Regions from separate parts of the Homo sapiens genome. Here region 1 is linked to region 2. The links are chromatin contacts, found by Hi-C or POLR2A ChIA-PET in ENCODE. All regions are on one chromosome and are shown on one strand. The core of a region is the stretch at or near the end of the contact, and the rest is flanking DNA. Distances in the headings are between cores, read along the strand shown. Region 1 holds the start of CA12 (carbonic anhydrase 12). Region 2 overlaps APH1B (aph-1B gamma-secretase subunit).

Evidence for each region. Hi-C counts contacts between places; a loop is a spot of excess contacts on that map. ChIA-PET counts read pairs that join two places held with the same protein, here RNA polymerase II (POLR2A). Pooled maps may share reads with other maps.
Region 1: a loop to region 2 is called in a map of endothelial cell of umbilical vein, with 3 times the contacts of the local background. The contact joins the promoter of CA12 here to the enhancer-like site in region 2. A Hi-C loop is called at or near these places in 14 of 168 maps with a recorded cell type or tissue (CD14-positive monocyte, GM12878, GM20431 and 9 more), 2 of 37 single-sample maps with no recorded cell type and 6 of 50 pooled maps. POLR2A ChIA-PET finds 5 or more read pairs at or near these places in 6 of 52 experiments (AG04449, BJ, HEK293 and 3 more).

Annotation. Positions count from the first base shown.
Region 1 is chr15:63,379,262-63,383,160 of GRCh38, reverse strand. It overlaps CA12 (carbonic anhydrase 12), which reads left to right and starts at 1,315. Exons shown (of 11, transcript NM_001218.5): 1 at 1,315-1,525. The coding sequence starts at 1,441. RefSeq lists enhancers at 591-1,110, 1,111-1,631.
Region 2 is chr15:63,288,663-63,293,005 of GRCh38, reverse strand. All of the region lies in intron 4 of APH1B (aph-1B gamma-secretase subunit), which reads right to left. Among named protein-coding and RNA genes, the nearest start is that of APH1B, 13 kb to the right of the region's middle. Within about 2 kb of position 1,350, at least 3 of the 41 ENCODE cell types and tissues checked have a DNase peak (open chromatin) inside an H3K27ac peak, as active enhancers do; they include endothelial cell of umbilical vein, where a contact is called at or near this core.

The sequences.
Region 1 (3,899 bases), core at 66-2,565, 90 kb before region 2:
AGTTCTGCGATCCCACCCAGGAACAGAAGACTGCAAGAAAACGTTACTTCAACCCCCCTGTGATCCCATCTGCAACCTGACCAATCAGCACTCCCCAAGTCCCAAGCCCCTATCTGCCAAATTATCTTTAAAAACTCCCAGAGGCAGGGTGCAGTGGTTCAACGCCTGTAATCCCAGCACTTTAGGTGGATCACGAGATCAAGAGATCAAGACCAGCCTGGCCAACATGGTGAAACCCCGTCTCTACTAAAAATACAAAAATTAGCTGGGTGTGGCGGCGCGTGCCTGTAATCCCAGCTACCCAGGAGGCTGAGGCAGGAGAATCGCTTGAACCCGTGAGGCAGAGGTTGCAGTGAGCCAAGACCATGCCACTGCATTTCAGCCTGGGCGACAGAGGGAGACTCCGTCTGAACAAACAAACAAACAAACAACTCCCGGAATGCTTGGGGAGACTGATTTGAGTACTGGAATCCCAGTACTTTAGGAGGCCAAGGTAGGTGGATCATTTGAGGTCAGGAGTTCCAGACCAGCCTGGCCAACATGGTGAAACCCCGTCTCTACTAAAATTAGAAAAATTAGCCGGGTGTGGTGGTGGGCGCCTGTAATCCCAGCACTTTGGGAAGCCAAGGCAGGTGAATTATCTGAGGTCGGGAGTTTAAGGCCAGCCTTAAACTGGCGAAACCCCGCCTCTACTAAAAATACAAAAATTATCTGGGCATGGTGGCATGTGCCTGTAATCCCAGCTACTCGGGAGGCTGAGGCAGGAGAATCGCTTGAACCCGGGAGGCGGAGGTTGCAGTGAGCCGAGATCACGCTATTGCACTCCGGCCTGGGCAACAGAGCGAGACTCCGTCTCAAACAAACAAACAAAGGAACGAAAACCTCCGGTCTCCGGCACGGCAAGCTCTGCGTGAATTACTTTCTCCATTGCAACTCCCCTGTCTTGATAAATGGGCTCTGTCTAAGCAGCGGGCAAGGTGAACTCGTTGGGCTGTTACAGGACCAGTGACAGACCAAGGGCATGCCACTGAAGGAATCCCTAGACGCACCCTTCTGGATGTGAGACAGGCGGATCTCACCCACGCCTGCCAGCAGCTCCTCGGAGAACTGTGTTCCTGGGTCAGCCCTGGCCCAGAGGAGCGCCGGGGACCCGCAGAGTGCTGCTGAAGTCAAGGCTACAACTCACCTAGGATCTGGGGCGCCAGCCCTCCGGTGGGCAGGGCGTTCTCCTCCCCCACCCCCTCCCCGCACGATGACATCAAGTGTTTGGCGTTGAGTTGCTCCATAAAAGCTGCCCGGGGAAGCCAGGAGAGCGAAGGGCGGACGTACTCGCCACGGCACCCAGGCTGCGCGCACGCGGTCCCGGTGTGCAGCTGGAGAGCGAGCGGCCACCGGGAGCCCCCGGCACAGCCCGCGCCCGCCCCGCAGGAGCCCGCGAAGATGCCCCGGCGCAGCCTGCACGCGGCGGCCGTGCTCCTGCTGGTGATCTTAAAGGAACAGCCTTCCAGCCCGGCCCCAGTGAACGGTAAAGTTTCCGCCTGCTTCTTTCCTAACACTCCTGAGCGCTCAGCCGCCCCTGGGCTGAAGGCTCTTCAATGATAAAGTAAAATCATTGCTGCGGGGAGCAGGGAAGGTGTAGTACCAAATAGTAGATTCTCAAGAAAGGATGCTCCGTTTTCCTTTGCTGAGGTTGGGTCGGGAAGCACGTTGCTTTCTAGTGGCGCTTGGCGCAGATTTGGTGTTAAAATGTTTGCGTGTACTCCCGGGCACCGCCAGCTCTGAAGATGTGGCTTGGGAACTTGCTAACCAGGGAGGAGATGCAAAGCCAAGATTTAAAACAGCGTTCCCCTGATCCACGTTTAGAAAGTAGAGACATGACTGTGGCATTCTGATTGGGGTAAGCACAGAGAAAGGTTTGCTGTGCCCCTGTGCAGAACCCGCAGACAGTGGTAGGCGCTTTTCTTTGGAGGAGAGGATCTTTACCATTAAGTCTTACCTACAAGTCAAAGGGATGATGCATCCCATTCTTAATCATTGTTTTTCTCCAGGAGGGCTCTACTATGCTGAATGTACGTGTGTGTGCACGTACACACACACACGCACGCGCGCACGCACACAAACCACACACACACACACACACACACACACAGCATATTTCTGATTGTAATTAGAACACTAAATCCCAAAAGGCTGGAGGCTGAGGGACTGAATGGAGGCTCCGTGGAGTGACAGGAGGAGGTGGCAGAGGGGACCTGAACTGTGGGCTCACGCCGGGCCAGTGAGCTAACACGTGTACAGCCAAGGCTGGTTCATTAATCTTTTGGAATAAGAAAGTGATTTTGGACCGAAAGTGATTTTACTGGCTGAAACTAGATTCTTCCTGGCGAGGCAGTGGTGGTGGGAAATGTGTCCTGCTCAGCAGCATAAAAGCTCTGAGCCTCCTCTCTTGGAGGTCACAGTGCCCATGGGGAAGGGCAGGGGAGCCAGGCTGTGGATAACTCTTAATTAAATTCCAGTCAACTAGCTGGCATGATGTGCTTGATATTATCTCCCTCATCTGGTCAGGGAGAAACAGAAGCGATGTAACAGAAGTTGGGAGAAAGGAGCGATGTAAAAGTGAAAATCAAGTTTTAAAACCACAAACTTTACATGTTTCCTTTTACGAAAGCTGCACTGAGACCAAAGTTTCCCTGGAAATCTCTTTAGTCCTAAGTTGCTCCAAGACCAAAGGGAGAAACAGCCATTAGTTGGCCCTCTTTCCTATAGCTGGTTGCTCCTCTCACTCTGGGGCAGCTCTGCCTCCCTTCTCTCTCTTTTCCTGCCCTTCCCTGTTCTCTTCCCTCCCTCCCCTTCCTTTCTTCCCTACTTTCCCTGCTCTTCCTCTTCCCTCTCCCTTTCCCTCCTCCTTATCTCCTCTCCCAATTCTCCAAGTTGGGACTGGGGAAGTTTGTAGTCAAAACTCCACTTTCGCCTCACTCTGAGGAAGGAGACTGCCTACCCCTGGGTAGAGCACAGCTTTTATTCTGTAAATTCTCATGCAGTTTCCTTGGGTTTTTAACTGCCTTAGAGGACAGGTCAAAGCAAAAATCACTGAGGTGTAGAATGTCAGCATGAACCCAAAGTTGGAGGTGGAGAGGAGTTAAGCTGAGTAATGGGGTCAAAGTGTGATCTGCTCTCTGCCTGGTGCATTTAAACTTCCAGCATTGGAGAATGTTCAAGAACAATGTCAGGGGCCCAGGAGGGAGCATAATAATGTGAAGTCAAGTGTCTTCTGGAGAAACCCTTGGAATTCTTAGTTGCCGTGGCTTTGGGGGGCATTTCAGTGAATTCTGCAGAGCTTGCCCTGCCCAAACCTGGTGTGGAGAGCCAGGCAGTCTTGGGCTACCCAGGAGATGGTTACTCAGGGAAAGTTCTAGCACCCAGCACAGGAAGCAGGCAGGGCCCAGGACCTCTGATATGGATCTTGGTAAATACCATTTTCTCTGGGCATTCCCTCCAGGGGAACCTCCCTGCCCAGTACCAGCTGGGTCTGCAGGTTCTAACAGGTTTCAGGCTGAGCCTCCCAGGTTTCCCAGATGGAACAGATAACCTTCCTTGGGAAGGAAACTATTCCCCTCCAGGAAGGGCCTGCTCCCTCAGGATGCCACTGAGGCCTTGGCCTGGCCTCGCTTGTGGAATCAGTTTAATCCTTTTAAGCCTTCTGTTCTTACAGCTAGAAGTGGGGAACCAGGGGGTGCAATTCCTGAATAAAGCACACTTTCGTGCGCGTGCACACACACACACGCACACATACACACACTTTTAGAGAGACTTCCTGAGGTCAGAGCTGAGCTGGGGCCCTGATCCTCACCCGATGAACCCCCTTGACTCACCATCCTCACTTACAACGCCGCTTCTCC
Region 2 (4,343 bases), core at 101-2,600:
TCCGTGTGAGGAAAGAGACATCAGTGATTCAGTGTGGCCTGAAACATACCTAGAAGAGCCATCAAGTCTTACAGCCGCAGCCCATGTCATTCTTTCAGCTAGAGACTGTGAAGCAATACACTGAGCTGCCTGCTTACACACTGCCTGAAGACTGATGCCTGTGATGTGTGCATTTCATAATGTATCACAAGCTACTAGAGACTATGATAGGTCATATCCATTTAATGAAAGTGCATTCCAAAAAGTACAATTTTCTATTCTCAGTTATTTGAGCAGCTGGAAAGAAAGGCTTACACTATTGATATAAAGAAAACAAGCCAGGCGTGGTGGCTCACACCCTATAATCCCAGCACTTTGGGAGGCTGAGGCAGGAGGATTGCTTGAGGCCAGGAGTTTGGGACTAGCCCGGGCAACATAAGGAGACCCCCATCTCCACAAAAAATACAAAAATTAGCTGGGCATAGCAGCACATGCCTGTGGTCCTAGCTACTTGGGAGGCTGAGTGGGAGGATCACTTGAGCCCAGGAGTTCAAGGTTATAGAGAGCTAAGATCATTAACACTGCATTCCAGTGACAGAGTGACAGAGCAAGACCTTATCTCTTAGAAAAAAAGAGAAAGAGAAAACAGATAATGAAAAATACAAATTCGATGATATATACAGCGTATAGAGTATCACTGTATCATAAACAGTAGCAGTTAGTTGTGACAACTTATTACAAGAAATTAAGATTCTAATGAAATCATAAAAGGATAAGAACTGCAGGTTACAATCTATTGTTGATCATTTTTTCTGTATCATTAGGAGATGTTATACTTTCTCTACTACTTTGGAATTTGGAAATGTAGGTATTGAGATAGTCTTGCTTACAAAGAGCTTTCAGTCGAGTCTAAACTTTAACAAACTGCCACACTGTAGAGATTATTCTTAAAATATTACGAATAGAAAAGTGAATGAAAGATAAAAAATGTATTGGGTTACAGTAACAAAAATTTATTCTCATGCTCACAGGTCTAAAGGCTGACTGTGCATTGCTGATAAAGGCTGGGATCAGCTGGAAAACTCTGCTGCAAGCTCCTGGGGTGGGCTCTGTGTGGCTCTGGGTATATTCATTCAAGGGTCCAGGCTAAGTGGCCATTAACTTCCCAAGGTATCTTCTTCTCATGGCACCAGAGTCCAAGAAGGAAGGTCCAATCATGCAAATACTTTTTAAGCCTCTAACTTACATCATAACCACTAATTGGCCAATTCAAGCCACATGACTGAGCTCAAAGTCAAAGGGTAGAAAAGAACATTCCAGCCACCATGAGACTTATTACAGGAAATGACAAATTGGGACAAAAATAATCTCCCACATTCCTCTTTTATTTTCTTCAAGCTCAGTATTTTTCTTTCTTCAGTCATATCCCACAGGCCATGGCTTCTAGATCTTCTATCATACTGACAACATTCTTTCTATATGAATTTTACTTCTTCAGTATTCCTGTTAAATCACAATGCTTGGAACAATACAACACTCCATATGTGGTCTGACCCATATTGGTTTTCCCTTGTGAAACGTTTAGTGGCTAAAAAGTTTAAAAGCTTGCCTAGGTTTTAAGTGCACTGTCTAGAAAATATAATAGAAGTGAAATGGTCTGGGGAATTTTTTAAAATAAAATGATCAGCTGTTCTTTTTTACTAGGTACTAGCTAAAGACATTTTTTCTTCTAAAGCATAAGGGAGGTAATTCGGAATGAAAAACCCAGATTCTATATAATACTAGAAAAATTATCTTCTCTCTGAATTCTGTTTTCTCATCTCAAGCGCTAAATTCTCCACCTTAATAATATTCTTAGGCCAGTTTAGAGCTTATAAGCACTTAAATACATATTCTCTAAATTAATTTCATTTAATTCTCAACAACTCTGAGCTAGGCGTTATTTCTGCCCTTCCTGAAAGATCAGGAAATTGAAGATTAGATGGAAGGACAAGACTTCCTTTGCCCTGTGAACAATACTGCTCTTACCTCCAGGCCTGGAGGAAAGAGGCCTCTTCCCTCTGCCTCGAACATCTTTCTCTGACAACTCCTTTCTTTGCCTGCCTAGCTATTATTCACCCTTTAAGTAAATCTCTACTCGTTATGGCACTTCCTCCATAAGCTGTGCCTGGCTTTCATTTTTCTGTAAGTTATTTATTGAGTGCCATCTAGAAATAAAGGACTCCACAAGATGCCGAGGACAGAGCAGTGAACAATACAGATGTCGTCCTTGCACTTGCATGGCTTAGCACCCAACTGGAGAAAAAGACATTCAACAAATAACTATACCATTACTTAATGACGCCTGTGATAAATGCTGCAAAGCCAAGGTACTGTGGCCTGGGAGCATGGGTTACAGCCTGTCCTTTGTGCCCCATGGCTCTTCCTCATTTCACTGTAGCATTGATCATGCTTTATTGTAATTAGCTGTTTGTCTTTATTCCCCACTATGAATGGAAGTTATGAATGGTAACTGGGCTCTATTTTCATAGCTTGGTATAACTCCTTTAGACTAAAAACATTTAATAATTATGTATGGAATGAGTGATTCAATAATCAAATGGACTTGCCCAAAATACTAAATTAATGAGCCAGGATAAGATTCGAACCTAGGATTCCAATTCCCATACTTTTGTCTCTATACAAAATTACCAAGAAATGGTAATGATTCTAGTAAAATTTAATGCTAGCCTACAACATAACCACAAATAAAAAAGAAGTAACCTATACATAAACATTATTTATAAACTATGCCTGTTTGTAACATAAGAGCCTATGTACACACAGGTATCATATAGTATGGATCTTATTAACACATACTAATATAGACAGATATATACTACAGGCTGAATATCCCTTATCTGAAATGTTTGGGACCAGAAGTGTTTCAAATTTTGAAATATTTGTGCATCTATATATATAAAATGAGATATTTAGGGGATAAGACTCAAGTTTAAACATGAAATTCTTTTTTTTTTTTCTCTTGAAACAGAGTATCCCTCTGTTACTCAGGCTGGATTGCAGTGGGACGATCACAGCTCACTGCAGTCTCAACCTCCCGGGCTCAATGATTCTCCCACCTCGGCCTCCTGAGTAGCTGGGACCATGGGTGGGCACCACCATACCCAGCTGAATTTTTTAATTTTTAGTAGAGACAAGGTCTCACTATATTGCCCAGGCTGGTCTCAAACTCCTGAGCTCAAGTGATTCTCCTGCCTTGGCTTCCCAAAGTGTTGGGATTACAGGCATGAGCCACCACACCTGGCCAAAACATGAAATTCATTTGCATTTCATATATATCTGATACACACAGACTGAAGGTAATTTTACACAATATTTTTAATAATTTTGTGCATGAAACAGTTTTTTCTTGTTCTGACTGTGACCCATCACACAAGGTCAGGTGTGAAATTTCCTACTTGTGGCGTCATGTCGGTGAAGGAAGTTTTGGATGTTGGAGCATTTTTGGATTTTGGATTTTTGGATTAAAAATGCTTAATCTGTAATTAGTGACCCTACATTCCTTATTTATTCTGATTATTATTTAGGCATTTGTAATGGAGTATACTAAACATATAAAGTTATGGATTTACCTGGCAAAAATGAGTTGTGTCTAAATAAATGGTAATTACAAGTAGTTATAAATAACATAAATACAATAAATATAAATTTGGGGATCTTATTTTTAAATGTAATACAAATTAATTTCTTAAATTTATAATTCAAAGTTTATGCTTCAAAGAATGATGTTATAACAGTAAGAAACTTGCAAATGATAAAACAACACTGTTCTTTCATTCTATAGATACAAATTTATAACATAGCCAGTCTGCCATGCTAACTTAGCTAAAGACATTAAGATAGCTTACTGAATATTGAATTTTTCCTTTAATTCCTAGAAATTACAAATACAATCCCCAAATTGGTATCAAATTTTTCTTTTACTACCAAAAGAATCATTTTAAACATCGTATGAAAACAGCCTAGGTCACTAAAGGGAATTAGCACCATCTAGTGAAAAAAGCTGGCAAAACCTGTATATCAAAAGAAAACTGTAGCAGGGAGAGAGAGCCGTGTTAACTGTATATGAAAACAGAAAACAAACTGTAGCACTAACACCCCTTACGATTATGTTTTATTAATTTTCATCGGGTTCTAACAGACTTTACTAATATTACATTTGTTTTAAAGACCTAACACTCAGTATAATCAATCATTAACACATTTGCCAGAAATATGCCAATGATGAAATGTTCAAAAGAAAGATAATTTGCTATGTTGGAAGCACCATTAAATAAGTATGACCCATTAACACACTTTCTTGT